Regions from separate parts of the Homo sapiens genome. Here regions 2, 3 and 4 are each linked to region 1. A link is a contact called in ENCODE Hi-C or POLR2A ChIA-PET data. All regions are on one chromosome and are shown on one strand. Each heading gives the region's core, a stretch centred on a gene start or an enhancer-like site at or near the end of the contact. The rest is flanking DNA. Distances are from core to core; before and after follow the strand shown. Region 1 holds the start of ARMC7 (armadillo repeat containing 7). Region 2 overlaps GRB2 (growth factor receptor bound protein 2). Region 3 overlaps OTOP3 (otopetrin 3). Region 4 holds the start of USH1G (USH1 protein network component sans).

Region 1 (3,642 bases), core at 974-3,473:
TTTTGTGCCATTCTCCACTTCACTGCAACGATCCTCCCACATCAGCCTTCCGTCTGGCTCCTTCCTGTTTTAAGGCCTTTGCCCATGCTGTGTCCCGGCTAAAATGCCTTTCTCATGATGGCCAAAACTGAAGTAACCCCCACCTTCCACTGCTGTCTCTCATCACCCCATTTACTTCCTTCTGAGCATCATCTTTTTTGTTTGCTAACCACCTGTCCCCCCTACTAGAATGTAAGCTCCTGAGGGGCAAAGACCTTTCCCTAAGCTGTTCACCATACTCCAGCATTTAGAGCAGTAGCTTGCATATACGGTACACGCGCAATAAATATCTACCCAGTGAATAACTCAATAGGTCTTAAGATCATAACAACTACAGAAGCCATAAGTTACAGACTGCAAGCCATCTCTGCTTCTCTTGATATGAAAACACTAAATATGAGTTATTTTTGTTTTTGAGACAGATTCTCGTTTTGTCACCCAGGCTGGAGTACAGTGGCCCAATCCCAGCTCACTGCAGCCTTGACCTCCCAGGCTTAAGCAATCCTCCCACCTCAGCCTCCTGAGTAGCTGGGACACCACGCCAGACTAATTTTTTTTTTTTTTTTTTTAAAGCAGAGATGGGGTTTTGTCATGTTGCCCAGGCTGGTCTTGAACTCCGGAACTCAAGTGATCTCCCTGCTTCGGCCTCACAAAGTGCTGAGATTAAAGGTGTGAGCCACCTCACCCGCCTGAAATTGCTTTTTTTTTTGAGACAGAGTCTCACTGTTGCCCAGGCTGGGGTGCGGTGGTGCCATCTTGGCTCACTACAACCTCTGCCTACCGGGTTCAAGCGATTCTCCTGCCTCAGCCTCCCAAGTAGCTGGGATTACAGGCGCCCACCACCATGCCCGGCTAATTTTTGTATTTTTAGTTAGAGATGGGGTTTCACCATGTTGGCCAGGCTGATCTTGAACTCCTGACCTCAGGTGATCCGCCCACCTCAGCCTCCCAAAGTGCTGGTGCTGGTATTACAGGTGTGTGCCACCGCGCCCGGCTACAAAACTGCTCTTTTTAAAACATATTTTTTTGAGACATGGTCTCACTCTGTCGCCCAGGCTGGAGTGCAGTAGCACAATCTCAGCTCACTTCGGCCTCTGCCTCCCAGACTCAAGCAATACCTCCTGCTTCAGTCTCCAGAGTAGCTGGGCCTACAGGTGCACACCACTGTGTGCGGCTTTTTTTTTTTTTTTTTTTTTTTTGAGACGGGGTCTCACTCTTGTCCCCGAGGCTGTGGTGCAGTGGCACGATCTCAGCTCACTGCAACATTTGCCTCCTGGGTTCAAGCTTCTCCTGCCTCAGGCTCACTAGTAGCTGGGATTACAGGCACTCTCCACCACGTCTAGCTAATTTTTGTACGAGACGGGGTTTCGCCATGTGGGCCAGGCTGGTCTCGAACTCATGACCTCAGGTGATCCGCCCGCCTTAGCTTCCCAAACTGCTGGGATTACAGGTGTGAGCCACCACGCCCGGCCCCAAGGACTCACTTCTAATTCACTTATCTCACCCTGGCCCATTTAGGCATCTAGGGAACGGGCCCCGCCCTTACCAATAGCAAACTCCACCAGGGTCTCATTCTCCTCCGACAGCGAATCGAGAAATAAATCCAGGACCTGCAGCTGCCGCAGATACTCGTAGTTGCTGGGGTCATAAGCGAAGTTGGCGAGGTTGGCGAGGACTTGCTCCTTGGCGTCTGCAACGGGAAAGCGGCACTGAAGCCAGGTCCGGGCGGCGGTCACAGCGGACCCTGCCACCTGATCCCACCGTGGCTCTCACCTTGGCTTTGGGTCTCCTGGAATTCCGTGACCAGCGCCTGCAGGTATCCCAGCCGCCCGACGTGGGGGTCCACCTTCGGCTTCTGGGCCATGGCCGCGGTGACGGAGGACCCCCAGGGACGGGCGGGAGGGTGGGAAAGGTGCAGGGGGAAAGCCGAGCGAGACCCTCACCCGCTCTCCACCTGTCTGGAGAGGGAAGAGGGGGTCGGCAAATGGGTTTCTTTCCTGGGTTCAGATTCTGCAGTAATTTGCAGCTGGAAATGGGATATGGGAGATGGGACGGGGTCTCAGAATCCTGTAGGAGTTGCGTTTGAAAATCGAAATTGGGGCGCGGGAGACAGGGAACCGTCTACTGGTTGGGGCTCGCGGAGGGGGCACTGGCGCACCGTCCCCGGCTCCTGGGCTCGGTTCCGGGCTCCCGGCGGAAGCCGCGCTGTCCCTACCCCCGAAGGGGCGGGGCCGTCGCCGAACTCCTTGGCGCGCGTGCGCGGCGCGCTTCTGGTTTTCTGGATGCCGAAGCTCTTTAGCCTGTGCTGGAACCAGCGGCGAGCGGCTTCGCTGAGGCAGGTGCAGGCGTGGGTGGGTGTACTGCGAGGAGCAGCCTGGCCTCCCGTATCCCATGTCCAGATGCAAATTACTGCAAAATCTGAACGCAAGAAAGAAACCCACTTGCCGCCCCCGCCAACAGATGGGCGAGTGAGGGCCTCGCTCGGCTTTCCCGCCCCACCTTTCCCACTCTCCCGCCGGTCCCCCGGGGTCCTCCGCCGTCCCGACATGGCCCAGAAGCCGAAAATGAGACACCCATGTCGGGTGGCTGGAATTCCGCCAGGAGCAACTCAGGAGCGCAGCAGAGTCTGGCAGCACCCATGTTGGAGGACGTCGAGGCAGAAGCACCTCCAGGGTCCCCACGGCTGGCGGGGGCGCGGCCCATCCTCCTTGACCAGGACGCCCCTTTGGAGCGCGGGCGTCAGCTCCTTACGCCCCCCATCAGTCCTTTGCCCCTTTTGCAAAAAGCCTAGCGACCCCGACCCGCCCTCCATCCCAGCCCCGAGGTGGGTCCGCCACCTCTGGACAGAAATCAAAGGGTACTGGGTCATGTCCTGGTGCTTTTTGTCAGCCGGGTGGATGGCGCGCGCCCGGGGCAGCACGGGGGAGCCCGAGGAGGAGCCTTGATTGTGGCGCTTTCGGGGCTTTCTGGATGCTGAAGCCCTTCGGCCGATTCCTTCTCGGAGATTATCAGGAAGCGGGTGTGTGATAGATTGCTCGTGGTTACAGGAAACAAAGCACCAGGGAAGGAGGTGGTCTAGCCACACTCCCATCGCATTTGACAACGTAGGGGTAGAGGTGGCTTAGGCTGTGAGTGTCCTGAGAGTGCAAAAGTTGTTAATCTAAATGGAGTCACTTGTGTTAAAAAACAGAACAAAAAAACCCGGACACAGCCCAAGAAACCCATGACAAGAGGGTTCTCGTGCATAAATACCTGATAATGAAAACTATCACAAAGACTCTGCAAAAACCACAACCTTGCACAAAGGGCGTCACAACCTTGCACAAAACATACTTTTGAATGGCCATCTGCCCAGCAACCGCTTGTCCAACCTTGAGCGGTCACCCTTGTTATTAATCCTTCTACCTAAGGATAAATATTTCAAAACAATTATGTAATCCTATTTTTTCCCTTAAAGCCTGTCTTCCTTTACCTCCCTGAATACCCATATAGTTTACTATGGCATGGATACTACCATTGCAATGCCCTATGCCCAAATAGATATCATTTTCTTTGAGAGAGCCTCTCTGTTATTTAGGCTGACAAAGGCAAGGACCATTATCT
Region 2 (3,181 bases), core at 69-2,568, 210 kb before region 1:
ACTGCAACCTCCACCTCCCAGGTTCAAGCAGTTCTCCCTGCCCCACCCTCCGAGTACCTGGGATTACAGGTGCCTGACACCACGCCCGGCTTATTTTTGTATTTTTAGTAGAGATGGGGTTTTGCCATATTGGCCAGGCTGGTCTTGAACTCCTGACCTCAGGTGATCCACCCACCTCGACCTCCCAAAGTGCTGGGATTACAGGCTGGAGCCACTGCTTCCAGCCACCATTTCCCATTTATAACTGATGTAAAGCGTGAGACTTTTCCATTTCAAAAATGAACTGACCAGCCTGGCCAACATGGTGAAACCCTGTTTCTGCTAAAAATAGAAAATAACCCAGGCATAGTGGCACACACCTGTAGTCCCAGCTACTTGGGAGGCTGAGGCCAGAGAATCATTTGAATCCAGGAGGCGGAGGTTGTAGTGAGGCGAGATGGCGCCATTGCACTTTAGCCTGGGCGAAGAGCAAAACTCTGTCTCCAAAAAAAAAAAAAAAAAAAAAAAAAAAACTGGGTGCGGTGGCTCACACCTGTAATCCCAGCACTTTGGGAGGCCGAGGCAGGCAGATCACCTGAGGTCAGAAGTTCGAGACCAGCCTGGCGAACATGGTAAAACCCTGTCTCTACTAAAAAAAAAAAAAAAAAAAAAAATACAAAAATGGCCTCGGCGTGGTGGCGTGTGCCTGTAATCCCAGCTACTCAGGAGGCTGAGAGAGAAGAATCACTTGAACCCGAGAGGCAGATGAGCCAAGATCGTGCCACTACACTCCAGCCTGAGTGACAGAGTAAGACTGTGTCTCCCAAAACAAACAAACAAACTGAATATCTTATTTGGTTTTAGAACCACTTAATGTGTGATTAAAATGTAGATTTTTTTTTTGAAACGTAGATTTTAAATTTATAGTTGTGGCCCGGCATGGTGGCTCATGCCTGTAATCCCAGCCCTTTAGGAGGCTGAGGCGGGCCGATCATGAGGTCAGGAGTTTGAGACCAGCCTGACCAATATGGTGAAACACTGTCCCTACTAAAAAAATACAAAAATTAGCCAGGCGTGGTGGCACATGCCTGTATTCCCAGCTACTCCGGAGGCTGAAGCAGGAGAATCACTTGAACCTAGGAGGCAGAGGTTGCAGTGAGCCGAGACTGAGCCATTGCATTCCAGCCTGGGTGAAAGAGCAAGACTCCATCCATCTTTAAAAAAAAAAAAAAAAGAAAAGAAAAACATGTGTGACACCTGTCTTTCTTTAGTTTTATACTGACCCAAGTGTAACTGAAACCTTATAAGATGAGGGGAACAAGCAGTAAATCACTGGGTGGTGGCCAAAACCACGGGGGCAGCCACGTGCTCGGCTGGACGCTGCCTGTTTGCTCAGCAGAAACTCTCAAACTTCCATTTTCTCAAGTAGAATCTTTTAAGGATTTAATGCATTTATTGTTTTAGAAGCAAAGCAGGTGTCATGACTCTCTTTAACAACACACACACCTCTGCAAAAAAGGTTCAAGAATCAACAGTTGTCAGATGTTTCTTAGTTTTAGGATGTTTTGAGCCTGTGATTTGAAACACTGCTCATTATTGGGGCCCTGGGCTCTTAGAAACCACCTGCATTGCATGGGTGGAAGTGGGCCTCTGTGGGGCCAGAAGTGCCGTGGAATATACCCTTGCTAATGAAGCTTTCTCACCTTCCACATTTTGTCTTAACATGTAAAGCAGTATTTTTTCCAAATGCGAGGCATCTTGTGCTGAGTGGCTTCCTTGAGGCTCAGTGCTGCCACCTGCCGGATTGATTTTCTGAAGCCTTTGGTTTCCATCAGCTGAAAGACTGAAGGAGAGGAGGGACTCATTCATTCATTGAACAAGCACTCTCAGAGAATGCCTTTTTTTTTTTTTTTTTTTTTAATGAGATGGAGTGTCACTCTGTCGCACAGGCTGGAGTACAGTGGCCCAATCTCGGCTCACTGCAAGCTCCTCCTCCCGGGTTCACACCATTCTCCTGCCTCAGCCTCCCGAGTAGCTGTGACTACAGGCATCTGCCACCACACCTGGCTAATTTTTTGTATTTTTAGTAGAGACGGGGTTTCACTGTGTTAGCCATGGTGGTCTCGATATCCTGACCTTATGATCCGCCCACCTCGGCCTCCCAAAGTGCTGGGATTACAGGCATGAGCCACCGCATCCGGCCGAGAATGCCGAGAGTGCCCGGCCAGGTGAACAGGACAGGCAGAAGCGCCCTCGCTAGGCTGGTGTTTTAGCCAAATATCCTGTGACAGACCCTGTGAGCTAGTACCAGCCAGCCACGCTGTTGCCGGTTTTGCTTGCCAGTATAAAAGGGTGTGATCTAGTGATGGAGAAGCTTTTGGGTTTTGAAGTCTGGGCCTCTTTTATTGTCCCAGTACGTCCTTTTGTTCAGAGACCTTTTCCCCATGAGTGGAGCTAAAATTCCTGAATGGAAAACATTACTTTGAACTATTCCCAGTTACGAGAGAATTGTTGAAAGTATTTCCAGCCCTCCTCACCTTCTTCCTGCATATAAGATTTTAATTATTTTTTTATTCAAAGGATGTTAAGTCACACTCCTTTGTCTTAAGTACGGCTGTTTTTATTTGGTAGGGTTCAGGGCACATGGACTCTTTTTTTTTTTTTTTTTGAGACAGAGTTTCACTCTTGTTACCCAGGTTGGAGTGCAATGGCGCGATCTCAGCTCACCACAACCTCGGCCTCCCAGGTTCAAGTGATTCTCCTGCCTCAGCCTCCCGAGTAGCTGGGATTACAGGCATGCACCATCATGCCCAGCTACTTTTGTATTTTTAGTAGAGATGGGATTTCTCCATGTTGGCCAGGCTGGTCTCGAACTCCCGACCTCAGGTGATCTGCCCACCACGGCCTCCAAAGTGTTGGGATTACAGGTGTGAGCCACCGCACCCGGCCTGGACTCTTTATCTTACAAACATCTTCAGAATGAGAATGACTGATGGCCTGTCCCTCTCTGGTTTCTGGATGTTGTCCTGGTGCCCATCATTCATAGGGAGAGGTCCGTCCCAGGGACACCCAGTGAGGAAACTTGTTGCTCTGCAGTCCCTGAGGAGTGCTGCTGGGACAGTGGTTCTCTCGAGATAGCTCCTATATGGAAATACCCTCGATTTGCCAAGTTAGAGCCTTTAGCCGGTCACATGTGCTTTCT
Region 3 (3,192 bases), core at 324-2,823, 170 kb after region 1:
GGTGACAGAGTGAGAGTGTGTCTCAAATAAACCAAAAACCGAAACCCCAAGAACCCTCACATGATGTCTCTGGTGTCAAATGTCACCTCCACAGATTACTTCCTGGGCTCAAGGGAAAACCCGTGGCTGTGACAGCGGAACCCAGCCATCGGCCTTAGCAGCACTCAGGGTCAGGTCATCAGTCATTAGTACCTTGCCATCCCTGTCCCTCAGAGCACACAGCATCACCTGGAAGAAGCTGGGGCCGAAAATATCTAACCTGAATCTAATCAAGATTTTGTCTATACTTCCCGTTCCAAGGAAAAGTAGGGGAGAGGGATGTGAGTTAAACACTGCCAGGAGGAAGCAACCTGACAAGTCTCAAGGTCAGTGGGAAAACACCAATTTAGACTTAACCAAATGCATTGCATGTTTGAACAAACCGTCTGTAAAAGACATTTCTGGGGCTAACTGGAGAAAGTGGGATATAGATTGATTTAGAGGACAGAATGAAGCTAAAGGATTTTGTTAACAATTGTAATAGCATTGTGGTCATGTGGGGGAATACATCTCTTTCTAAAGAGATGTACACTGGGTCCGGCATGGTGGCTCATGCCTATAATCCCAGCACTTTGGGAAGCTGAGGAGGGAGGATCACTTGAACCCAGTAGTTTGAGATGAGTCTGGGCTCAGAAATTTTTTTGTGAGACTCCATCTTTACAAAAATTTTAAAAATTAGCTGGGTGTGCTGGCATGTGCCTGTAGTCCCAGCTACTCAGGAGGCTGAGGTGGGAGGATCGCTTGAGCCCAGAAGTTTGAAACTGTAGTGAGCTATGATTTCACCACTGCACTCCAGCCTGGGTGACAGAGCGACACCCTGTCTCAAAAAGAAAAAAAAAGAAAGAAAGAAGAAAAAAAGATGCATGCTGAAATATTTTGAGATATAATGTCATGATTTCTGTAATTTAAGTACTTCAGCAAAAATTAAAAATAAATAAATATGGCCAAATATTAATAATTATTATGCCTAGATGATGGGTATGTCTTGTTCTTCTACTCATTTGTAATGCTTGAATCTTATTTTATTTTGTTTTATGACAGTTTCACTCTTGTCACACAGGCTGGAGTGCAATGGTGCGATCTCGGCTTACCGCAACCTCCGCCTCCCGGGTTCAAGCGATTCTCATGCCTCAGCCTCCTGAGTAGCTGGGATTACAGGCACCCACAACCATGCCTGGGTAATTTTTGTATTTTTAGTAGAGACGGGGTTTCGCCATGTTCGCTAGGCTGGTTTCAAACTCCTGACCTCAGGTGATCTGCCTGCCTCGGCCTCCCAAAGCGCTGGGATTATAGGCGTGAGCCACTGTGCCCAGCCCTGAATTATTTTATAATTTCAAAATCCATGATGTCACTTGGCAAAAATTCTCTCTTTGCACAGCTTTTCTGAGAAATGCAAGCAGAGTATATAGAATGCTCACAGTACACAGGCGTGTCGTGACTGATGCAGCGGGTATGTGAATGTGTGGATGTGCTGGGAGGGCTGGGCTGCAGGGCGTGATGGTGATGCCACCCGGGGCGGGGTGGGGCATGTACATACAGGTGTGGCTCAATCCCACAGAGCAGTGTTCCCATGTAGGGTATGGGATGCAGCCTCTAGGATAGGAGGTGAGGCATATGGGACAATCTTGGGAGTTTTTTTCTGTCCAGATATCTTCCGTCCCACCTGATTGATGAGGCCAGGCACCTAAAATTGTGTTAGGAAGATATTCCTTTCAGCCGGGAGGCTGTTGAGTTGCTTGCAAGTAAAATGCAAATGCCACGGGCGGGGTGCATACCTGAAGGACTTAGTGGCTCTCTCAGCCAGGATCAGTGGCTGGCTTGCTGATGGCTAGCTGGACACCTGGAGTTGGGTGCAGGGCGTCAGCACCTGATGGGGTGGGATGGGGACCACTGGCAAACTTCAGTTTTCTGTTGATTCCTAATCTGGCCTCTAGAGTTTGCTCCCAACTCTATAGACCTACTGAGCCTCACCTGTTTTAGAGAGTGTAGCGTTTATGTGTGTGTGTGTGTGTGTGTGTGTGTGTGTGTGTTTCAGGGCAAGGAAGACCTGGTCTCCTTTCCATACCTGTGGATTTTTCCATGAGGATGCCAAGCTCAGCTTCGATCTCTCGGTGCATGGAGTCATTGGTAACGGCCAGAACCCACAGCAGCAGGTTTGTGGCCAGGGTCAGCATCAGGCCACACCTGGGGGAAATGCCACACTCTTCTCACACACCCTGGCCGGCTCCCCAGGTGCCAAACCCTCACCATCCACTGTTGTTGGGGCAACCACTCACTCCCAACCACTCACTCCCTAGTGTCACACTGGCACTAGGACACAAGAGGCAGCCCTGGGGCCACCTAGGACACATCCCAGACTAACCTATAGCCCCGCGGCCACCCTGACCAGGGAAGTGGTGGGGAGGACAGAGAGGCCAGAGGGTTTGGGAGGGAGAGAAGTCTTACCTAGTGAAGTTGGTCTGGACCCGAACACAGTCTTTGCAGTGTTTCCAGAGCACCCAGGTCTGAAAGAGACAGGGCCTTGAGCCCAGGGGCTGGTGGAGGTGGTGGGACCACAGTGTGAGTTCCTGGGGCGCATGCGTGTATTTACAGTGAAAGACACAGGGAGAAAGACTGGGTCGGAATCTTGGCTCTACTGCTTCTTGCTGTGTGGTATTGAATCAGTGGCAAACCATCTCTGAGCCTTAGTTGCCTCAGCTGGGAAAAGGGACCAAAAAGCCCACCCTTTGGGGAAGTGCTTTCTTGTTGGGGGAAATAAGACTGCGGGAACGAAGCACCCAACACAATGCCTGGTGACAAGAGAAACCTAAGAGGAAGCTGGAGATTGTATTCTTTTCTTTTTTGTTTTTTGGAGTCTCGCTCTGTCGCCCAGGCTGGAGTGCAGTGGCGCAATCTCGGCTCACTGCAAGATCTGCCTTTCGGGTTCACACCATTCTCCTGCCTCAGCCTCCTGAGTAGCTGGGACTACAGGCGCCTGCCACCACGCCCAGCTAATTTTGTTTTTGTATTTTTGGTAGAGACAGGGTTTCACTGTGTTAGCCAGGATGGTCTCAGCTAGTCTCGATCCCCTGACCTTGTGATCCACCCACCTCGGCCTCCCAAAGTGCTGGGATTACAGGTGTGAGCCACCGCGCCTGGCCGATTGTATTCTTT
Region 4 (3,238 bases), core at 526-3,025, 190 kb after region 1:
TCTGCACTCTGCAACTCCTGCGAGAGCCCTAGCCTGCAGCTCCCTGTTGTGCCCACCCTACCTCGCCCCCACCTCCCCTGGCACCTCGGAGCCAGATGGGGCCAGCGTGCGCGTCCCGGTAGGGTACCGCGCAGGGGCAGCGCACGGTTCGGAGGAGGTAGAAGAGGATCCAGAGCGTTGCCAGCAGCATCATCGCAGTGAGCAGCGCGAACACGTCGGTGTCGTACACGGCCACCTTGTTGAAGGCTCCGCCGCTGATGAGCGTGCAGGCGAGGAGCAGCACGTTCACCGCCAGCAGCACCGACAGCAGGCGGCCACCCTTCTTCCACACCTCCCTGGGGCCCGCACGCGGCGCCGGGGGGCTCTCCTTGGGGCCCTGGGCCAGCTCCTCGGACATGGCGGAGGCGACTGGAGAAGGCTAGAGGGATCACTGTAGGGGAGGAGCGGACAAAACTCCAGGTCAACCCTGACGGCTCTCCTTCCCCCATCTCATCCCTAGACTTGGGGACTAGGGAGTTCCTGACCCGCAGGGTTGGGGCTTCGGGTGCTGGAGGAAGCGCTGGGAAAGGGGAAGAGAAAATGCGGAACCTGCCCCTCTCGCTGGATGGGAAGAAAGGAGAAGCGGCAGCACCCGGTTGGACCCCTCCAAGGTCCCCACTCCCCAAGTCCGACTGCCCTCCGGCCCGGGGCACCCACCTGGCTGGGCTTGGAGCCGGCGCTGAGCTGGGGGTCAGGGGACGGCGAGCGTCTCCTCTCTCCCACGCCGAGATGGACAGGCGCTTTATACCCAGGAGGACAGGGTGATTTACAGCTGCGGGAGTTTGGCTCCATAAAGCTCTCAGTCCCGCTCACATGATCCATCTTTCTCCAAGGTGAATTTAGGGAAGAGCCCGCTGGAGCCAGATAAGGCAAGATTCATATTTACCCTTTGAGAGGCGACCCCACTCCGTCACCCCGGTGCGGCCAGGCTCGGGCGCGGCCCCGCACTGCGGCACCTAGAGGGCACCCCGCCCCTGGTGCCCACCGCGCCCTGGCGCGCAGCATTCCAGGCGCCCAGAGCCCCGAGAGCTAAGCTCAAGAGACGTCCAAAAAGCCTGCGGGCACCCTGACGCCCTCCAGCCGCGGCGCACCCTGAATCCTGTGCTCCTGTGCTCCTGCCTGGGATGGCAACCCCAGTTCCCCTCTCCCCCACGGTCCTCGCAGTGATCCAAGCTCCCCTTTCCTCTATCCCACCGCCCTGCCCGCCCCCGCCGCCGGCCCGCGCTCCGTTGGACTCCGGGGCTTGGGTGCGAAGTTCCACGCGGCACGCGGAGCCGCTGCCAGTCCTCCAGCGCCCCCTGCTGGAGTGCGGTCGAGGGACTCCGTTCAGGCGGCGGCGGCCTGGCCCGTCCCACTCGCTGACCGAACCGCGGTCGGTCACGGTGCCCCTTCTTAGGTCCACTGTCCTGGGGCTCAGGACGGCTCCCCCACCCCGCCCTCCGGCACCCCTCCCCAGCTCTCGGTTCGTTCCACTGACAGGTGGAGAAATACGGAGCCACAGCGCCCCAGGCTCTAGTGAGGACAGATCTCTGACTGTCCCCGGACTGGGCGTCACAGTGCGCGGCCCCGGGGTGGGCACTTTTGAAGAGGAGGACAGGGCCTTGCGTGGGTCACCCTCGTGTATTGAGGTGCATGCAGGGTGTTTAGGACCCAGGGGAAGACCGGGGGCGGCTCCCTGGACAGCGGGAGATTTCGTCCCCCGCCCCCTCCGCCCCCGCCCCCGGGTGAGCGTTTCAGATGTCTTGGTAGTCGCGGCTCTGGCGCTCCGCACCCTCCGTCTGCGGCAGCGGGGGCTGGCGGCCCCGGCCCCTGCCCGGCCCCGTCCTCCAACCTCATGCCTCAGCCCTAATACCGCCGCCCTCCCCTGCGGGGGGCCTTTCTCCGTGTCCCCCGCCCGCCCCGTCCACTTCGGGCGCCATGAACGACCAGTACCACCGGGCAGCCCGGGATGGCTACCTGGAGCTCCTCAAGGAGGCCACCCGAAAGGAGCTGAATGCCCCCGACGAGGATGGCATGACCCCCACTCTCTGGGCTGCCTACCATGGCAACCTCGAGTCGCTGCGTCTCATTGTGAGCCGCGGGTGAGTACGCCCCACCCAGTGCCCTTGAGGCCCCTGAGACCACCCCAAACTTCCTCGTCCACCACTCCTCTGAGCTGCCTCCTTCCCCTGCAGACAGGCGGACCCTTAGACCCTGGCGTTTGTGGGAGAGACACATGTTGAGGGGACCCAAGCGGAGGCATCTGACACTTGTTAACACTTGTGACCTGGATCTGGGGCTAGGAGGGGAGAAACCGGGATTTGGGGGTTCCTGATTATGGGGGGTTGCTGCAGAGTGAGGGGAAGGTGGGAGAGATCCCCTGGCTGGGGTCCCCCTGGAAGCAAGAGTGAGGGGATAGTGAGACTCGGAGAGAAGGTTAGGAAGTCTCGAGGGGCCAGCAGTGGGGGCTAGAAAGGGAGGGGTCTCCACTGCCCACTCTCCAGCCTTGATCCAAAGGGCTCTGCCAGCCAGCACCCACGTTCTCCGGCAGGCTGGTGTCACACAGCGCTTGCCCTCAACCTGCTCATTTTGGGGATTTATGGACACTGTCCAGGGCGCCAAATGTCACTGATTCAGCCACTCCATTAACTCTCTCCAAGTCCCTCCCCCACAGCCGGGCACAGCTAAGCAATGGTGGAGGCTGTGATGTGGTCACCCTGAAGGGGCTTCTCTTCCCTCCCCCTCCCTTTGGAGTTGTCCTGGGTGGGGGGGTGGGCATACAGTGCAGGTGTCAGTGCCAGGGAAGGGGCCTGGAGGTGGCAGTTGAGCCACCTCCAGGACCAGAGCCACTGATATGGGTTCCTTGGGGCTAAAGTCAAATGACTGTGACCAACTCCCTCAGCCCCAGTGGCTTTATAAAGAGAAGTCAGGTTGGTCTGGGCATCAGGGCAGCCTGGACAGGACACCCCAGGAAGGTTGATATGAAGTCTCAGGTCATGGGAGAGAGGGCCAGGGGCTTAGCTGGCCCCGGTACCAGGTACTGGCCAGTGCCTGAACATGTAGTAGGTGCTGGAGACCCCTCCTTCTTGCCCTCTCCTTGGGCTGCTCCTTGGGCCCAGCATCAGGTGGGAGCAGCCTTGAAGCCTGGGCAGCTGAACCATGTCCCGTGAGGCCAAGGCTGGCTGGCCCTTCCCCACCCCAGGAGGGCACACAGTGACAC

What was found. A loop is a pair of places that touch in the nucleus more often than their neighbours do. ChIA-PET counts read pairs that join two places held with the same protein, here RNA polymerase II (POLR2A). Pooled maps may share reads with other maps.
Region 2: a pooled map shows a loop between it and region 1 (2.6-fold over the local background). The contact joins the enhancer-like site here to the promoter of ARMC7 in region 1. A Hi-C loop is called at or near these places in 4 of 50 pooled maps. POLR2A ChIA-PET finds 5 or more read pairs at or near these places in 7 of 52 experiments (B cell, BJ, CD8-positive, alpha-beta T cell and 4 more).
Region 3: a loop to region 1 is called in a pooled map, with 2.1 times the contacts of the local background. The contact joins the enhancer-like site here to the promoter of ARMC7 in region 1. A Hi-C loop is called at or near these places in 1 of 168 maps with a recorded cell type or tissue (heart left ventricle) and 2 of 50 pooled maps. POLR2A ChIA-PET finds 5 or more read pairs at or near these places in 6 of 52 experiments (HEK293T, K562, Panc1 and 2 more).
Region 4: a pooled map shows a loop between it and region 1 (3-fold over the local background). The contact joins the promoter of USH1G here to the promoter of ARMC7 in region 1. A Hi-C loop is called at or near these places in 2 of 37 single-sample maps with no recorded cell type and 4 of 50 pooled maps. POLR2A ChIA-PET finds 5 or more read pairs at or near these places in 3 of 52 experiments (BJ, K562 and activated CD4-positive, alpha-beta T cell).

The regions. Positions count from the first base shown.
Region 1 is chr17:75,108,550-75,112,191 of GRCh38, reverse strand. ARMC7 (armadillo repeat containing 7) reads right to left here and starts at 2,223. Exons shown (of 3, transcript NM_024585.4): 1 at 1,813-2,223; 2 at 1,586-1,729. The coding sequence starts at 1,903. It also overlaps a transcript of SLC16A5 not described here. RefSeq lists a silencer at 2,153-2,232.
Region 2 is chr17:75,321,839-75,325,019 of GRCh38, reverse strand. The region is part of intron 4 of GRB2 (growth factor receptor bound protein 2); the gene reads left to right. Among named protein-coding and RNA genes, the nearest start is that of SLC25A19, 34 kb to the right of the region's middle. RefSeq lists an enhancer at 1,573-1,762. Within about 2 kb of position 1,318, at least 8 of the 41 ENCODE cell types and tissues checked have a DNase peak (open chromatin) inside an H3K27ac peak, as active enhancers do; they include OCI-LY7, where a contact is called at or near this core.
Region 3 is chr17:74,942,637-74,945,828 of GRCh38, reverse strand. It overlaps OTOP3 (otopetrin 3), which reads right to left. Exons shown (of 7, transcript NM_001272005.2): 4 at 2,485-2,543; 5 at 2,105-2,223. Among named protein-coding and RNA genes, the nearest start is that of OTOP3, 8.3 kb to the right of the region's middle. RefSeq lists an enhancer at 1,202-2,401. Within about 2 kb of position 1,573, at least 3 of the 41 ENCODE cell types and tissues checked have a DNase peak (open chromatin) inside an H3K27ac peak, as active enhancers do.
Region 4 is chr17:74,921,792-74,925,029 of GRCh38, reverse strand. USH1G (USH1 protein network component sans) reads left to right here and starts at 1,775. Exons shown (of 3, transcript NM_173477.5): 1 at 1,775-2,120. The coding sequence starts at 1,957. OTOP2 (otopetrin 2) reads right to left here and starts at 757. Exons shown (of 7, transcript NM_178160.3): 1 at 697-757; 2 at 85-430. The coding sequence starts at 397. RefSeq lists a silencer at 638-821.